Regions from separate parts of the Homo sapiens genome. Here all the other regions are linked to region 2. The links are chromatin loops, found by intact Hi-C in ENCODE. Cell type or tissue: ascending aorta. All regions are shown on one strand. Region 1 overlaps NFIX (nuclear factor I X). Region 2 overlaps NFIX (nuclear factor I X). Region 3 holds the start of NFIX (nuclear factor I X).

What was found. A loop is a pair of places that touch in the nucleus more often than their neighbours do. Peaks named below come from ENCODE experiments on the same cell type or tissue, not always from the same donor. Only the 100,000 strongest peaks of a DNase experiment are listed, where the experiment ranks them.
Region 1: a loop joins it to region 2, with 3.0 times the contacts of the local background. A loop is called at or near these places in 25 of 110 quality-filtered maps.
Region 3: a loop joins it to region 2, with 2.8 times the contacts of the local background. A loop is called at or near these places in 62 of 110 quality-filtered maps.

What each region holds. Positions count from the first base shown.
Region 1 is chr19:13,023,841-13,031,840 of GRCh38, forward strand. NFIX (nuclear factor I X) reads left to right here. Exons shown (of 11, transcript NM_001365902.3): 2 at 1,181-1,712. Among named protein-coding and RNA genes, the nearest start is that of NFIX-AS1, 13 kb to the left of the region's middle. RefSeq lists enhancers at 1-82, 1,049-1,868. In ascending aorta, a CTCF peak has its summit at 6,308 (motif pointing left); a DNase peak (open chromatin) is centred at 6,284; H3K4me3 peaks cover 7,267 bases; H3K27ac peaks cover 8,000 bases.
Region 2 is chr19:13,089,756-13,097,755 of GRCh38, forward strand. NFIX (nuclear factor I X) reads left to right here. Exons shown (of 11, transcript NM_001365902.3): 10 at 544-635; 11 at 4,880-8,000. The coding sequence ends at 4,894. Among named protein-coding and RNA genes, the nearest start is that of LYL1, 9.1 kb to the right of the region's middle. RefSeq lists a silencer at 5,763-5,852 and an enhancer at 6,164-7,027. In ascending aorta, CTCF peaks have their summits at 4,229 (motif pointing left), 5,495 (motif pointing right) and 6,722 (motif pointing right); DNase peaks (open chromatin) are centred at 1,876, 3,036, 4,216, 4,646 and 7 weaker places; H3K4me3 peaks cover 3,412 bases; H3K27ac peaks cover 7,900 bases.
Region 3 is chr19:12,991,894-12,999,893 of GRCh38, forward strand. NFIX (nuclear factor I X) reads left to right here and starts at 3,582. Exons shown (of 11, transcript NM_001365902.3): 1 at 3,582-3,971. The coding sequence starts at 3,945. RefSeq lists a silencer at 3,529-3,688 and an enhancer at 3,863-4,451. In ascending aorta, a CTCF peak has its summit at 4,858; DNase peaks (open chromatin) are centred at 3,558, 4,328, 4,887, 5,618 and 3 weaker places; H3K4me3 peaks cover 4,949 bases; H3K27ac peaks cover 5,000 bases.

The DNA.
Region 1 (8,000 bases), 66 kb before region 2:
GGAAGGGTTTGAGAATCCACCCAAGCCCGGCCCCTATTCCCCAGAACACCAATAATAACCCCCTTTAAAACATTTACCTTCCTCCCCTGCTCCTCCTCCTCCCCCCTCCCCCCACCCGCCCCCAACTCACAACTCTTTTGAGTCCAGAATCTCAGAATCGGGCGTTGGGCTTTGCCGGGTGCTTCAGATCAATGGTAATTATTTAATTTTTTCCAGTTTTATTTTTGTAAACAGAAATCAATTATTATTTAAACTTCAAACAAGCAAACAACCAAAAAAAAAAAAAAAAACCAAACAAAACCGAGAGAGCCCATCCTTCTGTCACCTGACTGAGTGGGAAAAAGGGTGAAGGGGTTGTGGGAGGCTGGGGAAGGGGTCGCAAGAAGACCCATGTAGCTTTTAACCCTAATGTGGCCGAGACAAGCACCTTATTTGTGCTAACAAGAAGTGTTTTGTTCATTATTACTGTGATTAACATTAGTATTGGTGTCGATAACAAAGCTGAAATCACATATTTAGGATTTAGGTCTGATTAAAAAATGTTGGGGTGGATGTTCCAACTGGATCAGGAGAAAAGAAAATGAAAACAGCCTGGGGAGAGGGAAGCCTGATCTGTTTCCTCACTCGCTTGCTCGTGGATGTCATTTTCTGTCTTCTTGGGGGCGGCCAAAAATCGACCGGTGTCGGGGACCAGAGGCGGCCCCGCACGCCCCCGCGTGTGCGTCCACGGGCGTCTGTGCAGACGGACACTGTGCCGGGGCGAGCTGACAGGAGTTCACGGCTGCGATAGAACATGGAGATGTCATGGGCGCGACAGAGCCTGGCGGGGATACCAGCAGCGTGTGTGTGTGGACGGCAACGTTGTCTGTGCGCGTGTGTGTGAGTGAGTGAGGGAGAGAGAGAGAGAATAGGTGTGTGTAGAGGCTCCCGGTGCCTCTGTCTGGCTGCTGAGGCTGAGATGGGAGCAAGTGGCTGGCGAAGCTGGTGGTGGCTTCAAACCACACTTTCGTAGAACAATCGCAAGAGAAAATTGTTGGGGGGAGGGAGGAGGAGGAGAAGGCGGTTTTCCTTGTGCCCCCCCTTCTAACGCTGCTTTTCTCCTTCTCTCTTTCCCCCTCATCCCGTCTTCCCCTCCTCCCGTCCTCCCTCGCCCCGCATGCTCCCGGCTTGCCGCCTGCAGGATGAGTTCCACCCGTTCATCGAGGCACTGCTGCCTCACGTCCGCGCTTTCTCCTACACCTGGTTCAACCTGCAGGCGCGGAAGCGCAAGTACTTCAAGAAGCATGAAAAGCGGATGTCGAAGGACGAGGAGCGGGCGGTGAAGGACGAGCTGCTGGGCGAGAAGCCCGAGATCAAGCAGAAGTGGGCATCCCGGCTGCTGGCCAAGCTGCGCAAGGACATCCGGCCCGAGTTCCGCGAGGACTTCGTGCTGACCATCACGGGCAAGAAGCCCCCCTGCTGCGTGCTCTCCAACCCCGACCAGAAGGGCAAGATCCGGCGGATTGACTGCCTGCGCCAGGCTGACAAGGTGTGGCGGCTGGACCTGGTCATGGTGATTTTGTTTAAGGGGATCCCCCTGGAAAGTACTGATGGGGAGCGGCTCTACAAGTCGCCTCAGTGCTCGAACCCCGGCCTGTGCGTCCAGCCACATCACATTGGAGTCACAATCAAAGAACTGGATCTTTATCTGGCTTACTTTGTCCACACTCCGGGTAGGTCGTTCTCAACCATTTTTCCCTCTCATTTTATTTTCCTTGCTGGCATTTGTTCTGTTTATTGTTCCTCTAATTTCCAAGCGATAACTCGCCATGGGCCTAACTGGTGTATGCCCGTCCTGCGGGGCCTGCAACACGGTTCTATGGGCCCTTTTCCTTTTTCCTGTCTTCTGTCTCCCCCGACCTGTTCTATTCTTCCTCCTCTGCCCCCTGGCCATGGTATCGACTTTGTGCATCTCCATCTTTGGAGGACTTATCTGATCAGAAAGATGCTGCAGGTCTTAGGATTGGGGACATGATGCCCCCAGAATTATCCATGATGGTGAGAGTTTGAGATGAACAACAACAGCAAACCAGTAATTGCTCTTATTAAAATGAGTCAGAAGAAGTATTGAGGGGCAGGTGCTAGTTTTACTGCAGCTTCACCTCCAGTCCCAGGAAAAACTGGGTTTGGTACAAGCGGGATGGGCAGGAGTCCGGTGGAGAGAAGGGGCATGTGAAACCCTGGGATATGAGACTGAATGAACAGAAAAGAGGAGAGAAGACAGTAGTGGGCAGATTCTGTGGCCTAAATACTCAGGCGGGAGCTGTTTTGGCTGGGATTTGGCTGTCAGTATGAAAGTAATTTGATTTCATAGAGAGTGAAAACAAGGACGAGATTCCTTGAGCTCTTTCCCTTCTCCTTATTTCAGCTAAAGTGGCAAGGCCTCAGGATGGATGCCCACAGCCCTGGCACTGGGGAGCAGAGAGGCTTTCTCGGGGCACAGGCATGGCAGGGAGCAGCGTTGCTGTGGAAGAGGTCTTAAACAAGCAAACAAACAAACCAAAAAAAAAAAAAACTCTGTAAAATCTCCTTTTCCTTTTGTGTTCCAAGTAGTTCTGCTTCTCTTCGCTTTTCCAGTTTTACCCTGCATTTTGGGTCAGGGTGGTTTAGTTCTCCTCCTCTGTTCCTTTTTTCCCTTACCCTTTCCCTTTTTATAATTTCTTTCCGCTTTTGTTTTCTTACAAATTGAAACAGAGATGGCTGGTTAATTTTTAGCCTCCACTCAGCTACGCCCAATTTACTGCCGCCTTTGAAACCTAAACGGGCGGCACTCTGTGATTAAGCAAGGCAGAAGTGTGTTTACATTATGCCCAACCAACTTGTAATGAGAGGGCTACCAAACCTTTCTCTCTCTCTCTCTCTCTCTGTGTGTGTGTGTGTGTGTGTGTGTTTCCTTTCCACCATTCCAGTATTTTTTCCCCTTCATTTTCCTTCTTCCTCTCTTTATGCGAATTTGAGAGAATGTGGCTTAACTTCAACTCTCGCAAAGGTTGTTTCTCCGCGAGTGTGTGTCTCTGTGTCTTTCTTCCTGTTCATTCACAAAAAAGAAAAGTGATTCACAATGGCTGTGGTCACCCCCTTGCCTGTTTGGGAAGTTGGGAGGAATGATATAACTGGATCCAGAAATAAAATTCGGGTTTGGGGGTGCTTTCAGCACTGCGTCAGGAATGTAATCTAGACTAGAGTGAGCCCTGAGTTTACATGTTGGAGAACTGTGGAGAGGAGAAGGTGGTATTGGAATTCTTGTCCTGAGAGGTTGCTTTGGTAACTGGTTAGAAGCAGGGGACACCACTCTCACCCCCCAAGTCTCTACCTACTTCTGTGGATCTTTCTAGGCCTGCATCCGGCCCTGTGTGACCATCGTGACCCGTCATGCAGAAGGGCCAGGTGCCAGTCATTCCCCCTCCCTTCAGCTTGAATTTTTTCTTTTGTCTTTTTTCTTTTTGGAAAACAGACTGAGAGGGAAAAAAAAGTTATCCCCTCATTCTCTGTCTATACAGCAAGCCAGATTTGGGAGGGTGTGTGCCTGGTAGTATTGGAGGTGACTGGTGGCTTGCAGAAGGCTCGGAGCCTCGAGCTTACCAGTGTGGCCATCAGATACTCCTGCACAAGGGGATTCTGCACCTTCCAATTTTAGAACCAGGGGCTCGAGAGCATCTAAGATGAAAATCAACACTCATCTTCCTCTGAGCTGGCTTCCTCCAACCCCGCTCTCTGACTGGATCCTTGTAGCTGAGTTGTTTCCCTGGCCTCTTTTATTTTAGGCCGAATTCTTGACTGCTGCCAGTGTGGGGCTAAGGTAGGATGAAAAGTATGTGAGGAAGCAGACCGTTTCCTGGCCAGAAGAAAGGCCCCACCATGCCTCCCTGCCAGCTTAAGAGATCATTCGCCCAGGAATATGAGTGAATTCATACCCCATTCCATGTAGCCGAGGCCACTTCTCTGGGCTGGGGCTGAGGCCGAGTCTCCTCTACAAAAGCAGAGTAGGGAACTAAGGGTGTATTTTATATCATTCAGGCCCCAGACTCCAGATAATTTCAGTGAAGGTAGGATTTTTCTCACTGGAATTGCTTTAGTTTGAGTGTGCCTTCCTGAAGTGAGTTGAGGCGAGTTGGCGCAGCCCGGGCCACCAGTGGGCTGCATCACTTGTTCCTCTTTGGAGTTGGGTTGGGTGGTCTTGAGATGGCACAGACCAGGCATGGCTTGCTTCCTCCTTGAGCTGGCAAGAAATAAAAACATTTCTTGCTTTGCTAGAAAATGTCTTCTGTGGCTGAGCCACCAAAGAGCATCGATCTGTGGGCACCACTTTCTCCATGCCCATGCCTGCCAGGCACACTCAGCAGAGCTGCCACTTGCTCCTTCCTTCCAGGATGATAAACTGGGGACAGGGGCCGGGATGGCACAGGCTCAGACAAGAGCTGCTTTGGACTCTGAAATAAGTGTTTTTCCTTTTCTTAAGACAGGGCTGAAGAGCCAGATCTGGGCTGAGCTGGGGGTCCTGGGTTTCATGACAGTAACGGTGATGTGGTGGTAAATGTGGGGGTGTGGCTTTGCTCCCAGGTGCCATTGTCACCCATGGCCTTCCTGAGCCCTTGTTATGTCCCAGATGAAGCTTCAAGAGATGACATGTTCGAGAGGGAATAAAGGACGTGTGTTTGGCGTTGAAACTCCACTCCCAGAATACTGGGTCCAAATACAGAATACTAGGTCCAAAAGGCTGCCATGCGGCTGGCCTTCCTGCTGGGAAGGAGTCTGTCTGTGTGTCTGTCTGTGTTTAGGAAGGGAGGTTGAGGCAGGGCAGGGTCAGAGAGCACTGCCGTGGGGAGGAGGGTATCCATTTCCTGGTGATATCCTTCCATTCAAAGCGGGTATCCCAGAACAGGTGGCCAGGGACGGGTGAGCTGGGGAGGGCCAGGAGAGAGATCTCTGCTTGTGTGAGAAAGGATGGCCGAGCTGGCCTAGAACCGCTGCTAGACTATCTCCAAAGTTTCTGCAGCACCCTGAAGGTGAACCAGTGCCTTCAGACCTTCCCTGACACCTAAGCCTTGGTCCTAGGAAAGAAAAAAAAAAATCCAAAGCTAACAAAATACTTGAGCGAATGGAACTGTCAGCGTCACCCTGTCAGATCCCTCCTGTGCGCCTGCAGCGGAATCCCCACGAAGTCCAGGTATTTGAGTGGTGGCTCTTTTCTTTATCTAAACTCTTTAATGATGGAGAGCTTCCCACATAGAAAGAACTCCTGTGTACCCACCACTAGTGCCAGCAATCGCCAGATCACGGCCAATCTCAATTCAACCATCCTCCCAACTGCCCACCCATGCTGAGTTATTTAGAAGATCCAGGCATTATAGCTTTTCATCTGTAAATGTTTTTGTGCACATCTCTAAAGATACGGACTCTTGAAAAACCAAACCACAATACCACTATTATACCCATTAAAAATTCAGCATTTTTTTTTAGTATCATCAGATACTGGTTAATGTTCACATTTCCCTAATTATCACTTAATTTTTTGTTTATAGTTTGTTTGAATCAGGATCCAGATGGGGTCAGTCCTGCATTGCGATGGGTTGATCAGTCTCAAAAGACTCATCATAATCTCTAGGTAGTCCTTCTCCTCTTCCTCTTCCTTAGTCTTGGTTTCTTTTCTGGCAGTTGTCATTGTTGTTGTCGTTGAAGGAAACAGGTTGTTTGTCCTGTGGGGTTTCCTCAGCTGGACTCTGCAGGCTGCGCTGCCCCGAGTGATTCAGTGAGTGTGGTGCTCTGAGAGCAGATTCGGCCTCCCCTCCCTCCCTACCTTCAGGTCCCGGGACAGCTGAGCTTAGCCTTACCTGTCGCAGGAAATGGGTTAGCACCTGAAGATTTGTCTAAGTGAACTTTTTCACCTGTGGGGTTGCCTTCTCAGGTATGAGAGCTTCTTGGTTTCGGCACTCTAGTTTAGGGTTTGGGGCTTTGTAGCAGGCACTAGTTTTCAGGTCTGAGGGAGGGCTGCCCATCCACGTCCTTCCTTGGCGGTGGAGGGCATTGTTCAGCTGTGTCCATACTGCCAAGACGGGGCTGGTGCCAGCGAGGTTCCCCAAGCCTTTGCTGGATGCCCAACCCGACTGTTGGCTCTGGGGTGAGTATGTGGGAGGGTCCACAGGAGCACCCGCCGCTTTCTCCAGGTCCACCCCCACCATGGACCCTGTGCCGCCTCATCCATTGCCTCCTTTTTCAAGGCCCAGAAATGCCACTGGTCTGCGTCTTTGAGGCAGCGCCATCTGGTGCCAGGGCTGACAAAGATCGCAGGGCCCTGGAACTGACGCCTAAAATTAGCAGGATCTACAGATTATCTTTTAACCCAATGTAGGGTCCCCTTTAGAACATCCCAGAAGAGGTGTCACTGTCATTCAAAGGTCAGCTTTGGTTGTAAAATTCTTCCATTCTTCCATGTCTAGCTTGTAGGATGGTTCCAGGGATTAAACCAGCTAATATGTAAAGATACCGGCACATAGCAGGACGGCAGCTGCTGTGATTGAGGACAATTGTTATGATTTAGGGAGCCCAAGGCTGACTCTCTGTCACCTTTACTTGTTGGTCTTTTTTTTCTCTTAAGGGATGACCCAGGTGAAAGCTGATTTTCCTGTAACAGGACAGCATTTGAAATACCAAAGGCAGCTCTTATGTCTCCCTTCCACCCTTCTCCCCAGGAAGCTGTCTCCTCTCCAGCCTGAATATCACCAGTCCCTAATGCCTCCCACATTTCACATGGCTCCTAGTGCCCTTGCCATTTTGGTAACCACCTCCTGGAAGCCCTCTGGTTTGTTTTGGTCCCTCTGATTCATAAAATTTCTGAAACTGGAGTGTTCAGAATTGAACACAGAAACTCCAAGCATGATCAGATCCTAGCCAGCCATGGTGGCTACATAATTTTCAGGGCCTTCCAGCTACATACTGTGCAGGGCTCAGTGCAAAATGAAAATGTGGGGCTCCTTGTTCAAAATTTTTAGGAATTACAGCACGACATCAGTTAGAGCATTTAACCAAGCGTGGGGGGCACGCAAGTTGCACACCCGTGAAGCTGGCCCTGGCCACCTTTGTTTTGGACATTCGTGTCTGTTAATACAACTTGGGGTGCTGGGTCTGGGTGATGTGGAATAATGATGGGGCTCAGGCTGGCCTCAGAGCGGGGCATGACCCCAAAGAGGAGAACAGAAATGCCCAGACCCAATCCTTATGCTTGGGCTTGGTCTTATTCTCAGACTCCTTTGACCACCTGCTCTTGTCCCTTTTGTTCATAGTGCTGTCCACCCAACCAGTCAAGAGCTCCCATTGCCTACAACATGCAGGGGGTTTCTCAGTAGAGTGCTTGCTCTGCTGGCTGAATTGGAGGCTATGACATGGGGGAAAAAAGAGTCACCTTTGTCGGAGCTTGAGCCAGCAAAGCGCCGACCGTGAACAAGCCAGAGGGGACCTAGAGGCCTGATCCCATAATTATGGGCATGGTGACCAGCCGTGCTCTATTGCTGACCCAGAGGAAACAGGGCTACTCTGCAGCAGAAGGGCTGGGGTCCAGACGTGCAGAAGGACTTCCTGAGAACTTGGTTTACTTTTTGGCGCTTCCAAAGCATGGTAGAATTCCCTTTATCCATGAAATGCACACTTAGTCAACTTACTGTGAGCAAGGTCCTGGCCTAGGGGTTCCTAGATCTCTAAGAATAAGAGAATCTTGCGTGTACCTGGCAGGCTTTGGGTAAAGGCCCGATGATATCTTCTAGAAGGCTTCCTCCCGTAGGCGTAGGCGTGAACCTGCAGTGACCCATGCTGGAGGGGAGGGAAAGCCCAAAGGGCCTTATTTGGGGGATAGCTCACAGTGGGCTGTGAATTGGGAGGCAAGGTCCTTCTTGGCCACCCTCTAGTGTTACAGAGACCTGGGATGCCAGAGGAAGAGTGGGTTAGAAGGGGTAATGAGGCCAGTGCTA
Region 2 (8,000 bases):
ACCCAGGTTGGAGAGGTAGCCTGGCTGGGAAGGCCTTCCCGAAGCAGGGTGGGGCCGGACTGCCAAAGCCTCCACCCTCCCCTGGCCCCCTCTCTTCAGTACCTGAGAGGGGCCAGTGGGAAAGCAGGGTTATCCACTGAGGGTACCTGGGGACCAGGGCTATCCCCAGCCCTGCCCAGTGCCTCACTAGCGGGTGGAACTGGGTCCAGGAGACTTGTCTCAGCCTCCAGGGCCTCTCCCTCATCCCAGCTGTGAAAAAGGATGCCTGGCTGAGACTGTGGCTTCTGAGTGGGTGTGTGTCGGGGGTGTAGTGTGTGTTCCTGGTCAGTGAGAGGATGAGGGTGTCCCTCTGTAGTGGGGGGCAGGCTCGGAGCCTGGCCTTCAGCTCAGATGCCCCTCTGGCCCATCCTTCCCACTGCCAGCCTAAACTCGGGCAGCATGGTCTAACTCAGTCTCTCCCTCTCTCAGCAGCCCCGAGGGGCAGTGCCCAGGTGGGCCCCAAGGCCTGACAGGGTCTCTCCCTCTCTCCCCTGCTCCCCACAGCATTCGCAACGACAGGCGCCTCCTCTGCCAACCGGTTTGTCAGCATCGGACCCCGGGACGGCAACTTTCTGAACATCCCACAGCAGTCTCAGGTAGGAGACCCTGCCCACCACCTGGATGCAGGGACCAGGGGAGTAGTCAGGGTTGGGGGGCATCTTGGTGTTAGGGAAGAGCCTGGAGTCCTTGGGGCTAACAGGGAGAGAGAGGTCTGAGGTGGGGCTGGAGGGCCCAGGCTTTTGCACGCCCAGCTGAGCCTGTCTCCCCAGGCAGCCCCCAGGCTCCCTGGCTAATCAGCTAATTGGATAATTAGCTCTGACAGCCCTGGCCCTGGGGAAGGCGGCCAAGGACCCAAGTCTAGAGGCCCTCTGGGCCAGGCCTGGTAGAAGCAAAGATGGAAGCCTGAGGCCCATCGGGAGGAGAATAGAGTCTGCCTCACTGCTTTCACCTGCCCCGACTGGAAGCCCCGGCCCCTAGCCCTCCCCTTTCCCCTGGCGTTGGGTGGGCTGGGTGACGGGTGGAGGAGGGACAGAGGGCCTGGTGGGCTGCGTGCCCAGAACTGGCACTGAGGGCAGGGCAGGGCAGGCCGCCACCCTAGAGGCCCCTCACCCAAGTCTCCAGGAGTCCTGTTAGGGAGAAGGCCAGCATGCTGGAGACCTCATCCTTGCTCCTATCCCCTGCTGACACCACCCTTAGTTCTCACCAGGAGACAGATCCCCGTCACAAGCAGGGCATAAGACTACTCTTAGCCCTCCAGGTGGAGACCCCAGAGGCCAGTGCCCACAGAGCCCAGTGCCCTTGGGGGCACAGGGAAGACCCATCTCAGGAGGAGGACAGAGGCAGCTTTAGGGGGCCTGAGGCTTTTACCACCCAGGGTTTTGAAAAAGAACATGCAAAGATCTTTCTTTTGCACATTTTACAAAAACACCACCTTGGAGGTGTCCTCAGCCCGGGGAAATCCACCTCTCTCAAGAGCCCCTGGGGCCACCTCTCATCTCCTGCTCTGCCTCTGTTCTGGGGCCTGAGTCCAGAGAAAGTTGGTGGATGGAAGTTGTGTGTGTGGTTTGAGATTGTTTTTTTTTTTTTCTTTTCCTTTCCTTCCCTCAAAAAAAAAAAAAAAAAAAAGCCAAAAAACTTTGTCAAACTTCAAACTTCAGAGCTCCCTAGTGGCAAGGAGGGGAGGGGAAGAGAACTTCAACCCCCTCCAGCTTCCCACCCCCTTTCCCCAGAGTCACGTCTGACCCGTCTGGTTTCCAGGAGCAACCAGACATGATGTAACACCCAGATGAACTTGAACTTGGGGGTGCTGAGAAGAAAAACAATGGCTCCGAGCAGGGGCTGGAGCCAGCCCCCTCTGCTCTGTGCCAGGGAGGCCGAGAGAGCCCTGCTGGCAGAGGCGGGAGGGGGTGCGAGAGGAAGGGACAGCAGGCGGGCCTCCCCTCCCAGCTCTGGGCTGGCACCAGGCTTCAGGGTTCCATCGCTCCCTCCCTCCTGCTGCCTGCCTGGGCTGCTCACAGCTCTGCGGTCGTGCGCTCCGAGGACCACTGCCACGAGCCGTCCCTGCTAACCCTGTTTCCGCTGCCTCCTTTACTTTCTTTGCTCACTTTGCTTGGACGTTTGGGGGCCAAGTCAGAGTTTAGGGAAAGTTTGTCTCCCCCCATGTTCCCTGTGTCTTAGGCTCCAGGAGGTAGGAGGAAGGAGTCCCAGCGGGGGTCCAGGGCCCCTGAGCAGGCAGGTGTGTCTGGGAGTGGTTGGGGGAGCGGAAGCTGGACAAGCGGAGCTGGAGCCCTCGGGCCTGGGGGCAGGCAGGCGGCTGCAACGGGCGGGCGCAGGGGGTACAGCCGGGGGTGGTTTCCACAGTAACCAGTGACTTTAGCTGATCTCTGGAGCACCAGATGGAGAGAGAACAATAGAATGAGGGAAGAAAAGAGAATTTTAGCAATTTTGTCATTCCCTGGGCAGCGCTTTTTACTTAGTTTTAATCAATTTTGGACCTGGCTCAGGAAGTAGGGAGGGGTGAGCAGAGAAAGCCACTCTGTGCTTGGCAGCAGATCCCCCATTTCTGGGACCTGTGGGGAGGTGCCGGGGAGCCCCCTTGGGGCAGCCTTTGTCCCTAACTCCAGACCTGGAACCAGAGTCTTCCTTCCCTGAGGAGGACCCCCCAGTCTGAGCATTGGCAGTTGTCCCCAACTGTACAGCTCAGGAGACCCCAAAGGGGCCAGTGTGAGGCCCTGGCATGATCTGCCAGGAGCAGATAGGGCAGGTGGGGCCCTCCCTGTCCTATTGTCCACAAGCCTCATTTGCCTGGTGAGGAGAGGGGTGGGCTTACCACCAGAGTCAGCCTCCCCCTCAACCTCGGGGCAATGGCACAGGGTTCCTGTATAGTCTCCCCTTGGGAAGGGGGTCCCAGGGAACAGGCCCAAGCCTGTGGCAGGTGGGGGTCACCCAGCCCAGGCGCTTCCCACCCCCGGGCCTGGGCCAGAAGCCCAGGAGCTGGCTGCGGGCCGGTTCTCCCCCACCCACTCTGGGGATGCCTCAGGCCTGGGTTTCCGCCTTAGCCTCGCCAGGCCCCAATGAGCCTCTGTTTGGCCTGTAGTCAATTGACCGGTTGGACTTGGGGCAGGTGCTCGAGGAGCCCCACTGAGGGAGGGCAGGTCTCTTGTGCGTACTGTCCAGCACATACAGGAAATTTAGCATTTCTGCCCACCCAGCAGCGCCTGCTCATTGTGGCAATCCCAAACCGCCACATTTCCAGATGCTCTTGATCTGCACTGTCCATTGTGGTAGCCACGGGCCACGTGTGGCTGTTTACATTTAAATTATTAACTAAAGAAAAATTTAGTTCCTCAGTTACAGTAGCCACATTTCAAGTGCTTAGAAACCACTTGTGGCTAGTGGCTACTGCAATGGAAATGAGAACATTTCCATTGTCACAGAAAGTGCTAGATGATCTCCAAGGCCCTTTCTGAAACTCAGTGTCCCTATCCTCAGTCCCAAACCAGAGCCTGAGAGCAGGTCTGGCCTGCAGGCAGAATGTTTGACCAAAGCAATGTTTTAAATATTGGAAATTTTCACACGAAATTCTGTTTGGGCTTCTGGCTTCTTTTGAAAAGTTGGCAGATGAGCTGCCCTGGGCCCTCACCCTGACCCTAGGCAGGGCACAGGCATTCTGGCCACCACAGACCCTGCTTCCTCGTGCTCGCAGCACAGGCAGCAGTTAGGAGCACAGCCTGCACTGCCCCTTACATTTGAACCCTGGCTCTGTTGCCCGAGGGCTGTGTGGCCTCAGGCAGGTCACGTACCCCCTCTGTGCCTAGCTTCCTGGTGGGGTCAGGGCAGGGGTGGAGTGAACCAGGACCTGGTATGTGCTCTGTAGTTGGCTCCGCCTGGCCCCTGCAGACCAGAGTCTGTGACAGCCTGGGAGAGGTCCCAAGATGCATTTTCAGGGACCCTCATTTTGCCCCAACGGTACTACCAGGTGCACCCAGGCCCAGTAGACCACAGTAGACCCTGACCCACCACTTTGCCAGGAGGTGGGGCTGGAGCCTTGGATGGAGGGCGTAGCCAAGCAGCCCAGACCCTTGGGGTCTGCCCTGGGTGTGCTCTGAGCTGAGCCACCAGACACAGGCAGACAAGACAAGGCCCTGTCTGTGGGAAGGCAGCGCCCCCTGCTGGCGATATGAAGGAAATGACGCTCACCCCAGGGAGCCTCAAGTCCTTCCTCAATGTCTGGTGCCCTGAGGGTAGAGGATCCAGCACCATGGGCTACGTGGCCCCTCCCCCAGGCCTGGCGCTACTAGGGACTGAAGCTGTGTGGTTCCCCTGCCCCCAGTCTTTCAGCCTGTGGGACCTTGGCTGGGGTATATAGATGGGAATTTCTGCTTTTAATCCAAAGAGACAGAAAGAAAACTCAGCAAGAAGCTGGGCCACCCCCAACCCATTCCTAAAACCCCTCTGGGTACAAAAGCCCCAGCCTGGCATCTTCCCCACCCTCCAGGACCCACACAAAAACCTAAACAATTGGAAACATGGCCAGATCTCAGGCCTGTGCCAGCGCCAGCCATGGGGGTCCCACCCGCTGGGCACAGTGCCCACGGGAAGGCCAGCTGGACTCTAGCACTAGGGGCAGAGTCTCTGAGGGGGCGGGGTTCTCGCAGGAGGGAGGGAGAGAATGGGGATGCCCTTTCTTCTCCATGGGAACAAGGTGGGTGGTGGCTGCCCGGCACCCTGGCTCTTTGGGAGCTGGACCCTTGAGGGGCCAGGTCACTGGGCCAGGTAGGAGTGAGATGGGACCTGCCCCAGCTGTTCTCAGTATCGCCTCTTTTTCATCCTGTTTCAGTCCTGGTTCCTCTGATAAGATCGACAAAAGAAACAACAAAATGAGAAGAAGAGGTTCCTCGAAAGGGGGGAGAAGAAATTTTGAGAATGGAAAAATCCCCCAGCCCAGCCCAGCCCCACCGAAAAGCAAAAATTACACGTCGTCAGCCACTCAGCCCTTCTCTCCTCCAGCCCGGGGACCCCCGCGGGCCCCAGAAGCAGCCCAGTTCTCAGAGAGCCCTTGGAAGGGGTCTCGGTGGAGCTGTGCACCAGCAGCCAAGCAGAAAGAAACACGCGACATGGACTCTGTCAAGTAGAGGACAGAAAGCAAGAAAGGATGCAGAACTGCCTTCCTCCCCCTGACCCCGCCCCGGCCTTCTGGGGAAGGAACAAAGTCCCCAAACAAAGCAACCAGCACAATTCTGAAGGGGCCTGGCCTCCACCCTCACCCCTTCCTAGGGGAACCCCACCCTCCACACAGCCGGAGCTGCCCTAGGGAGCCTGGAGGGCCAGCTTGTAAAGATGATGGGGTTTAGATCCCTCAGGCTCTCCCCTCCAGACTCCGCCCTTCCCTCCCTCCCTCCCTCCCTCCCTCTCTGCCAAGGCTCCAGCTTCTTCCCCCAGCTGCTCCCGACCAGGAGGGGGAGAGCAGCCTCCACTTACCCCACCCCACCCTTGGGCTAAAAGCCCCCAGGCGGGCAGGGGGTGACCCCTGGAGCTAGTTGCGTGTCCCAGAATGGAGGGTGTTCTGACACCCCACCCTGAGCCGCAAGAGCAGTCCTGGGGCCCTGGACCCCTCTGTACAGTCCGTAGGAAAAAGTCGGAATGCTCTCGACGGCCTCGTCCCAGCCTGGGACAGGCCCCCTTTCCCCTCTCTCTGCAGGCCAGGAGGGCCTCCTTCCTGCCACGAGGGAGGGGAGTCGGGCCCCAGGTCGCCCCCGCCCCCAGCCCTGCATGCAGGTGCCCTCGCTCCGCCCCATCAGTTCCTGCCCCTGCCCCTCATGCAGACTGCCCTGCTGGGGCCGGGCCGGAGGGTGGAGCAGAAAGGGGACCCCGGAGCCGAGCGAGGAGGACCAGGCAGCCGCCGCTGCCGCGCTAAGCCACCACCTGCGCTTAGGTAGGCGTCCTGCTCGCCGACTTTCAGTTCCTTGGGAGGGTGTTGGGTGTCGTCCTTTTCAAAAGTGTTTTGGAGCTTTCTGTGCCCCCCGACTTTCCCCCGCCTCCCCGCCCCCCACGTGGCCACTTTTCTCTGGATTTTAGCTGTAATGTCTTTACTCTTTATTTAGGGGTGGGGCATTCATTGTTTGGGTCTTTTGCTGTTGGAATGGGAACTCCTCCTCCATTTGAGCAACTTGGGAACAATTTGGTAACACACCACAGGAAGTAGCTCTCCCCCCCAGCCCCCTCCTCCCTCAAGGGAGGGTTGGGGGGCCTGTCCAGAGGGTCTTCAGAAGCCCCCCTGGGAGGGAGGGGAGGATGAGCACGCCCAGCTCCCCTCCAGGGTGTGACTTGGCCCCTCTGGCTTGTCTTTCTGTGCCTTACTCCTCCTCCTGCGTCTCCCGTTCCTGGCCCCTTCTTGAGTCCTTGTGCCTCTCTCTTTCTCTCTCTTTCTTAATTGTATGAAAACACAAAGCACAGGTCAGGATCCTCTGAGAGAAAATCAACATTGCACCACGTAGGGGTGGGCTATGGGCTGTATTTATTGTGAATCTAGTTTGTGAGGCTGTGGCCCCGAGCTGGCGGAGGGAGGGAAGAGGAGGGAGTGACGGGAGGGGAGGAGGTCAGCGACCTGGGGCCGTAGCGGCAGGCGAACGGTGCCTGCTACCCAGCTGGAAGCCACAAGGTGGCTGGCTCCAGGGGCGGCTTTTGTTGGAAGTTGAGTGAAGCCCTCCCCCTGTCCTCAGCGTGCAGCCCTAGAGGACCCCAGGGCTGAGGGGCAGTGGATCCTGCGGGAGTCTCCCGGGGCGTGGGGAGTAAGGCCCCGGGGGTGGGGGGCCGGGTGGGCCGGGCGTGACGCGCGGTCAAAGTGCAATGATTTTTCAGTTCGGTTGGCTAAACAGGGTCAGAGCTGAGAGCGAAGCAGAAGGGGCTCCCTGTCCGGCCCACGTGCCCTTTCCCTCGACGACAGTCGAGGGCTCGGGCTCTGTGGGACTGTGGGAGCTAGGGTCTGCGGGGCGCCTGCCCGGGCGAGGTCGGAAGCTGCAGGCCAGCTGGGCCCGGGCCGGAGCGTGCCCGGCGGGGCTGCCCGGGCGGGCAGGGGGTGGGGGCTGCTCCTTTCCCAAGTGGTGTTGTGAGGGGCAATGAGGGCAACAGGAGATGTGGGGACGTGTTAGGAGAGAAAAAAAAAAAAACAAAAATATATATGGGGGAAATTAACTTTTTTTTTTCATTGAACCAAGTGCAATGCATCAGAGAGTTTTCCTATCTTTGTATGTTAAGAGATTAAGAAAAAAAAATTCTATTTTTGTTGTAATGTCCTCGCGGCTCTGGGGACGCTAAAAGAACCGGGCCTGCCCCGCCCTGCGCGGGGATAACGAAAGCTGAGTGTTTTTCCCTTTTTTTTGTTCGTTTTTAGTTTTTTTTTTTTTAAGTCGTTTTCCTGCGTTGACGAGGATGATCTGGGGTTTTTATTTGTTTCGTCGTTCGTTCTGTTTCGGTGGGAGGGCTGAAGGAAACGTTCACATTTTAGAGTTTAAAAAAAACACCTCGACATTTAAAAAATCAACCAACACAAGATCAAAAAGGAAAAGGACGAGAGAAAAATTATTTTTAAGATAATTAAACATAAAACCCTGGTGCTTCTTACATTATAAAGTACGTTTTAAAGAACCCACAAACTATTATACATAAGTTTATGAATCAATTAAATATCCTGCACTTGTTAGGAATACGCATATCCCTTCTTTGTTGAGTTTAACGGAACGGGACAGCGGCGTGCCCCCGGCGGCTGGACTGCTCCGGCCGCGGGTCTCCCCGGGCGCCCCTCCCTGGGGCCCAGCACCCCTCCTCGCCCCATCCCCGTCCGGGTACGGGGGCGCGGCAGGGGTCCCCGGCCCCTCCCCCGCAGAGGTCAATGCCAACGAACAAACGTCCCCTCCCTCCCTCCCTCTCCGCCCCGAGCGCCCTTCTTTGAGCCAGACGCC
Region 3 (8,000 bases), 98 kb before region 2:
TTGAACTCCTGACCTCAAGCAATCTGCCCATTTCAGACTCCTGAAGTGCTGGGATTATAGGCATGAGCCACCGCATCCGGCCTACACTGACACTTTTTTTTTTTGAGACGGAGTCTCGCTCTGTCGCCCAGGCTGAAGTGCAGTGGCGTGATCTCGGCTCACTGCAAGCTCCGCCTCCCGGGTTCACGCCATTCTCCTGCCTCAGCCTCCCAAGTAGCTGGGATTACAGGCGCCCGCCACCATGCCTGGCTAATGTTTTGTATTTTTAGTAGAGACGGGGTTTCACCGTGTTAGCCATGATGGTCTCGATCTCCTGACCACCCGCCTCGGCCTCCCAAAGTGCTGGGATTACAGGTGTGAGCCACCGTGCCCGGCTGGTGTTTGCTTGCTTGCTTGCTTGCTTTTCTTTTTCTTTCTTTTTCTTTTCTTTCTTTCTTCCTTTCTCTTTTTCTTTTTCTTTTCTTTCTTTCTTTCCTTTCTTCCTTCCTTCCTTTCCTTCCCTCCTCTTCCTTCTTTCTTTCTTTCCTTTGTTTCTTTCTCTCTCTCTCTCTTTTTCTTTTTTTCTTTTCTTTTTTTTGAGATAGAGCCTTGCTCTGTTGCTCAGTCTGGAGTGCAGTGGTTCGATCTCGGCTCACCGCAACCTCTGCCTCCTAGGTTCAAGCAATTCTGCCTCAGCCTCCTGAGTAGCTGGGATTATAGGCGCCTGCTACCATGCCCGGCTAAATTTTATATTTTTAGTAGAGATGGGGTTTCACCATGTTGGTGAGTCTGGTCTCGAGCTCCTGACCTCAGGTGATCTGCCTGCCTCGGCCTCCCAAGGTGCTGGGATTATAGGCATGAGCCACCACGCCTGGCCATGGTCTTTATTTTCTTCCCCCACCATGTCCCCAGTGCTTGGTATAGGACCGGGCAGGCACCTTCTCTGCCTCATGACACCTTAAGTACAAAGTCAGACCCAGTCTCTGCTGCACAACATACAGATCCACACAAAAAGATTCTTGCTTTGTTTTTTAAAATTTTTATTATTTATTTATTTATTTATTTATTTATTTATTTATTTATAGATGGAGTGTCGTTCTGTCACCAGGCAGGAGTGCAGTGGCGCGATCTCAGCTCGCTGCAACTTCCGCCTCCTGAGTTCAAGTGATCTCCGGCCTCAGCCTCCCGAGTAGCTGGGACTACAGGTACACGCCACCACACCCAGCTAATTTTTGTATTTTTAGTAGAGACGGGGTTTCACCATGTTGGCCATGATGGTCTCGATCTCTTGACCTCATGATCTGCCTGCCTTGGCCTCCCAAAGTGCTGGGATTACAGGCGTGAGCTCTCCCTTTCTCTCTCTTTCGTTTTGAGACAGAGTCTTGCTCTGTTCCCCAGGCTGGAGTGCAGTGGTATGGTCTTGGCTTACTGCAGCCTCTGCCTCCCAGGTTCAAGCGATTCTCCTGCCTCAGCCTCCCTAGTAGCTGGGATTACAGGCATCCCACCACGCCCAGCTAAGTTTTTTATTTTTAGTAGAGACAGGGTTTCACCATATTGGCCAGGCTGGTCTCAAACTCCTGACCTCAGGTGATCCACCCGCTTCGGCCTCCCAAATTGCTGGGATTATAGGTATGAGCCACCACGCCCAGCCAGACTCTTGCACCTATCATGACCTGCATTTCTTCAGTGTCCCCGGAAGACACCAGACCCATCTAGACACCCACAGACACACTGCCTGCCACACAGCCTAATACAGTATTGTGACAAGGAGCATATCGTTTCTGGGACATTTACACACATACTCACGTACACATGCATACTTTTGTGCCTGCTTGCAAGAGCCCAATGGGCACAGCCAACCCTGTGTGCGTGCGCACCCCCCGCCCTGGGCACTGACACCCCCTTTAACAGACAATGCATAGCTGAGAATTGCCACAGCTTTTTGGCCCAAGAGAGCAAGAAGGTGCTGGTTGCACCTGGCAGCAGGCGGGTGTTTTGTCTCAGCAGGAGCTGCCTGGGGGCTGTAGGCACTGCCTCCCCACCCACCCTGAGGGTTACCAGAGGGCTTCCTCTCCCCTTGCTCCAGGGTCCCCAGCACTACCTCTCCCCCCAGGCCTTTATGTTCTGAAAATGAGGAGTCAGGGCCCGCAAGAGGGGCTGGAACCTCACCAAAGTGTGTGTGTGTGTGTGTACATGTACGGAGGCCCTGATGCCCAATTCTGTCCCTGACAGCTGAGCTGTGGGTCTCCTGCTATATTTGCCTATGTCGATGATCAGGGCCACATTACAAGTGTGTTGGGGGGGGGGCACGTAAGGGACATGGGTGTATGTGTGTGATCCCTGTGTGCATGGCTAGATGATTCTCCCAGGGGGGTTGTCAGCCGCCTGGGCATCAGTTGGTCAGTGTGTCCAAGGCCTGTGGGTACATCTGGGCAACCCAGTGTGTGTGTGTGTGTGTGTGTCTGTGTGTTGTGTTGTGACAGCCAGTGTTGCTTTGTATCTGTGACGCTGTGTATCTCTTTGTATTGGGGTCCTTTGCATTCACTTCCAGGTGTTTGGTGTGTGTTTATGTGACATTGTGTATCTTCCCTTCATTAGTGTCATCTTATTTATTTAGTTATTTTTTTTCAGACAGGGTCTTGCTCTGTCACCCAGGTTGGAGTGCAATGGCACTATCATGGCTCACTGCACCCTTGACCTCCCCGGGCTCAAGGGATCCCCCCACTTCAGCCTCCTAAGTAGCTGGGACCACAGGCATCCACCACCACACCCAGCTAATTTTTGTATTTTTGGTAGAGAGGGGTTTTGCCATGTTGTCCAGGCTGGTCTTGAACTCCTGAGCTCAAGCAATCCACTGGCCTCGGCCTCTCAATCATCAGTGTCATTCTGTACATCGGGGTGTACTGCCACAACTGCCAGTGTGTTCTGGCACTGCGATGTGTGTGTGTTGTGTATGTGTCTGCGTGTAGGAATTGTGTGTCTGGAAGGTGTCAGCGTGTGGCTGTGTGATCTTGCATGTGTCTGTGTTCTGCAGGAACATGCGTCAGTGTGTGTGCATCAGTGTGCATCTCTATGTGTCATGCACTGGTGTGTCTTCGTGTATATCAGTGTGTGTCTACGTGACGCCTGCTTTGGTGTATGTCTATACGCGGTTCCTTGTTGTGTGCCTGGATACCATGGTGGGACGGTGCATGTCAGAGCGTGGGTCGTGGGTGTTTTCCCAGACTGCTGTGTGTGTGTGCCCGTGTGTAGGGGTTGTGTGTCTGTGCCTTGTGTGCACTGGTGTCCGAGTGTGCTTTGTGTTCGAAGGCGGAACGTGTGGCCAGGCGTTCTGGACGTGACATGTGTGGCGGGGTCCGAGTCCCGCTGCGTGTCAGCGTGTGTCTGCGCTGGAACGCGGGCCAGCACGTGTCAGGGCGGCCGCGTCGGTGTGCGCCCCCGCGCGCGCGTGTGCGTGTGTTCGTGTGTGTGTGTGCATGTGTGTGCTTGTGTGTGTGCGCCGGCCGCCGCTCCCCCGCCCTGCCCGCCCCTCCCCGCGCCCCTCCTCCCGCCCGCGCCGCCCGCCCGCTCCCTCTCCCCGGAGTGCGCCGCTTCCAAACTTTGTCTAAACTTTCACTTTCACAGCGCGGCGGCTGCGGCGGCGGCGGCGGCGGGCGAGGGTGACCGGCCGAGCGGCGGCGGCATGGAGTAGACGCGCGGCGGCAGCGGCGGCGGCGGCGGACGCGAGAGGCAGCGGCGAGCGCGGCGGCGGCGGCGGCAGCGGCGGCCCCGGAGCCGGCGGGGCCGAGCTTGCGAGCGGCGAGCGCGGAGCGGCGCCGGGCCGAGCGCGGGGCCGCGGGCCGGGCGGGCGCAGCGCGGCGGAGGCCGGAGGAGCCGAGCCGGAGCCCGAGCCCGAGCGCGGCCGCCGCCTGCCGGGCCTCCCCTCGCCGCGGCCGGCCGCCGCGCTCCCGCCCGGGCGCCCAGCTATGTACTCCCCGTACTGCCTCACCCAGGTACCGGCCGCCGCCCCCGCGCGACCGGGGGAGGGGAGCGGGCGCGGGAGGCCGGCCGGCGGCGCGGGCGGAGGGGACGCGCGGCGGCCGGGAAGGGGGGGCCGAGAGCCCGCGGGCCGCCGAGGGGTGCAGGCTGTGCCGCGGGGAGCCCAGGCACGCGTGCGGGCGTCACCGTGCGCGTGCGACCCTGGCCACCGGGCGGACTCCTTTTGGGGGTTCCGGGGGTGGCCAGCTGCGTCGTGGCGCTGCCCGTGGAGCGCAGGCGGGAGTGCGTGTACGTGTGTGTGTGTGTGTGTGTGTGTGTGTGCGCGCTCGACTGGGGTGCGATGGGCAGCGGGACTCCGGCTGACCTGTGGGCTACTGTAGCGCGCACCCGGGCAGCGTGGTCGCTGGCAGTGTTTGCGGGGTTGACAGAGTGGCAAGAGGGTGGTCCCGAGGGCGCAGAGGGGACACTGGGTCCCGCGACGCTTCCTGGGGAGGGCGCAGCGGTTCCCGAGGGTGGCAGTGGCCGGCGTGCGTGGCGGCGGCCCTTGCGTGCGGCCGGGGTGCCTGGGGTGGGCCGAGCGGCCCGGGCGTCTCCCCAAAGTCTTTGTTTAGGCCTCACATGGGAGCGGGGCTAAGAAAATGGCGGGGCTCCCAAATTTCGGAGGGGCAGGGGAGGGGAGAGGGGGGCGGGCGCGCTGCCAGCGGTGGCCGCGCCTCTCCGACCCCGGACGTCGCAGCCTCTGCCCCCCCACCCCCAAACTTTCCTCGGCGCAAACTTTCTGGCCCCAGCGACCCGGGCTGCTGCGGAGTGGACCCGGCAGGCCTGGGGAATCCCGTCCCGTCGCCTGGAGGCGGGAGGGGCGGGAGGCAGCCGTGGACACAGCCGACAGTGCTGCGGCCACACCGTCGGGTCAGCCTCGGGCACAACAGCGCCGACCTTGGCGCGTTGCTAGAGCGCGTCCCGCCTGCAGCGAAGTTCCCTGCGCGGCGCACGGCTGCGGCAAAAGCTTCGAGGATGCCTGTCGGGCCACCCAACTCTCCCTGGGCTGTGGCCTGAGGCTCTAAGAGGGCACAGAAGCTGCCCAGAGTCCCACAGTGGCCCTGACAGCGTTGCCTGCAGGGCCAAGCCACAGCTGGTAACAGTCTCCGAAGAGGGGACATCTAGGGGCTGCTTAGCCCTGCTGCCAGCCAGGCCTGCATGTGGGGGTTCTCTAGGCCAGGCCCTAATTGTCCCCTCTGCCCAGCCTGATCCTTGTCAGCCATGTGCCAAGTGTGTCCACAGCTTACAGTGGCAGTCCACATGGGTATGGCTCCTACTTTGTCTGGGTCCTACCGGGAGTGTGCAGTGGTGTCAAGGGGCGAGGGGTTTGTCGGGGTGTGTGTCAGCTGTGGCTACACCACACTCCTGTATGCACAGGTGAGAGTGTATGCAAGTGTGAATCAATCTAGAGTCTGTGTGTAGCCCCTGTGGGCCGGCCATGGGCAGGCCTGCGTGGCATGGCCGTGTGTGTGGCCCAGGGAGCGGGTTTTCCTGTAGAAAGCAGGCCCAAGTACGTGTTGGCGAGGGCGCACCGGCATGCATACATGTTGCAGTGTGCATGCAGGTGTGAGCAGGCACCCTGAGCACCATGGCAGTGTGGGGAACCCCCACATCTGCACCTCCAGTTCCACGGCCACTCCATGTTGGGCGCCCCTCACAACAACTGCCTACCCAGCGGTGTCTGAGCTGGGCCTCTTTGGTGCTACACTTGGCTGGGCTGTGTGGCCGATGTTTGGGGCCTAGTGGAACCAAGACCCCACGCTCAAGCAGCCCCTTGCCCACCAGGCTGCCAGCCCGGCCTCCCATGCCAAGCACGCCAGACATCTGAGCCTGCTCCCCCATGGCTTGGGTGAGACACCAGCCCCTCAGATTTCACAGCACCCTGGGAGAGAAAATGCCTGTGGATACGCCGGTGACATGGCTAGGAAGGGGCTGGGGCGGCTGCGAGACCCAGGGCGATGGCCGGTGCTTGGCTCTGTGTGATTGTAGGCCCAGGTTACGACAGTTCCAGTGTGCCAGGATGGCTGGAGAGGGGAGTGGGCATGGTGTCTCCAGGCTGCCAGCCCTTCATGGTGGGCAGGGAAACCCTTCAGCTCTGGGCAGGTGGCTGCTGTCGGCTGGTCAGTGGGGTCTGGCCTGCCCCTCCCTAACAATCACATCTCTGTTTTTACAAATCTTTCTGCTTCCATGGTTTGCCCCGCTGGTCTCTGTTTTTATGACAACCTCTTTCCTTTGCTGTCTTTTTCTCGGTCTGTTTTTATCGGTCTCTGGTGTATTCTGCCCTTTTCCATCTCTCTTTCTCCATCTCTGTCCTTTTGTATGTCTCTGACTGTCTCTGTCTCTGATTCCAGTTTTGGCCCCATCTCTGCTCCCCCCTCCACTGGCGTCTCGGACTCTCTCTCTCTCTGTCTCTCTGGCCTGCCTCTCTCTCTTTCCCTCTCTCTCTCTCCCTTTTCTTTTTTTCAAACCAGAATTGGCTTCGATTTTAAAGTCAATAAATGATTGAGCAGGAACGAGCTTGGAGCAGCGGGGCCCTGGCGGGGAAAGGTACTGTGGGCGAGGGGGAAGGGCGGGGGGAAAAATCTCCTTCTAGAAAAAGCATCGAAATTCAGGGCGGCCGGGTGGGGCGGTTCCTGGAGCTGCTGGAGTCCATTGTAGCCACAGTCCTGAGTCTCAGGCGGAGAGAGGGGTGGGGGGTGGATGGATGGACCCCCATCCCCATCCCAACCCTGCCAAGAAACAGAGACACAACCAGGATGTGAACTCACGTACACCACCATCACCGCCAAGATGGGGATGTAAGTGTCCTGTTCACACCGATGTCCAGACCCACGACCATCGACGAGCCTACAGACCTACGGACACAGGAAACCGACGACTTGTGTTCACACTGTCACACACACCCATTAACACACACGCACCTCTTGAAATGGGACACGTATATTGGTGTAGGCTTAGCGACACAGCAGTACCTCTTTGACGCACGTATGGACACAGGAAACTGTGGACTTGTGTTCACAACCACCCCCAGCGCACACATAAACACTCACAAACCCCTCGAGATGATACAGATAGCGACGAAGGCACATGGAGACCACGACACCTCCCAGACTCATGGAGCCCTGAGCACATGCTTGGATACAGGTAGACACAAATGTGTGTTCACCCCCACACATGCTCACATGGACCCAAGGACGGACAGGCGGATGGATGGATACACATCTTTACACAGAGACATAATGCAGTTGGCTCGCTCAGGTGTGTACACAAATAACTTTTCTTTTTCTATTTTTTTTTTTTTTGAGACGGAGCCTTGCTCTGTCGCCCAGGTTGGAGTGCAGTGGCGTGATCTCGGCTCACTGTAACCTCTGCCTCCCGGGTTCAAGCAATTCTCTGCCTCAGCTTCCCGAGTAGCTGGGATTACAGGTGCCCGCCACCACGCCCGGGTAATTTCTGTATTTTTTAGTGAAGATGGGGTTTCACCATCTTGGCCCGGCTGGTCTTGAACTTCTGACCTCGTGATCCACCTGCCTCGGCCTCCCAAAGTGCTGGGATTACAGGCATGAGCCACTGCACCCGGCCACAAATACCTTTTCAAACACACACACACACACACACACACACACAAATATGCACCAATGCGTGCTTCCCCCTCCTTGCCACAGGGATAAAAAGGCAAACATGCCGACATTTGCTGACACACACAAAGACATACATGGCCGCACACACGGATACACCCGCTCTCAGACACGCAGCGACCTACGCCCATTTTCCTGGCCATACAAGCAGCCGAACGTTCCTGTACTTCTGTATCTGCATAGCTCCCCCAACACTCCTTCCATGGGAGGGGGATGGCTGGGGCTTCCCTGATGCCCCCTTCCCCCAGCTTTCTCTCTGGGTCACTCTGGCCACCCCTCTGTCCCTGCGAAGCTATAGCTCTCTGTCCCTGCTCCGGCCTGGTGCCCTGTTTTCATGGCACTTGGCATTTTCTCTCCGGCTCTGGC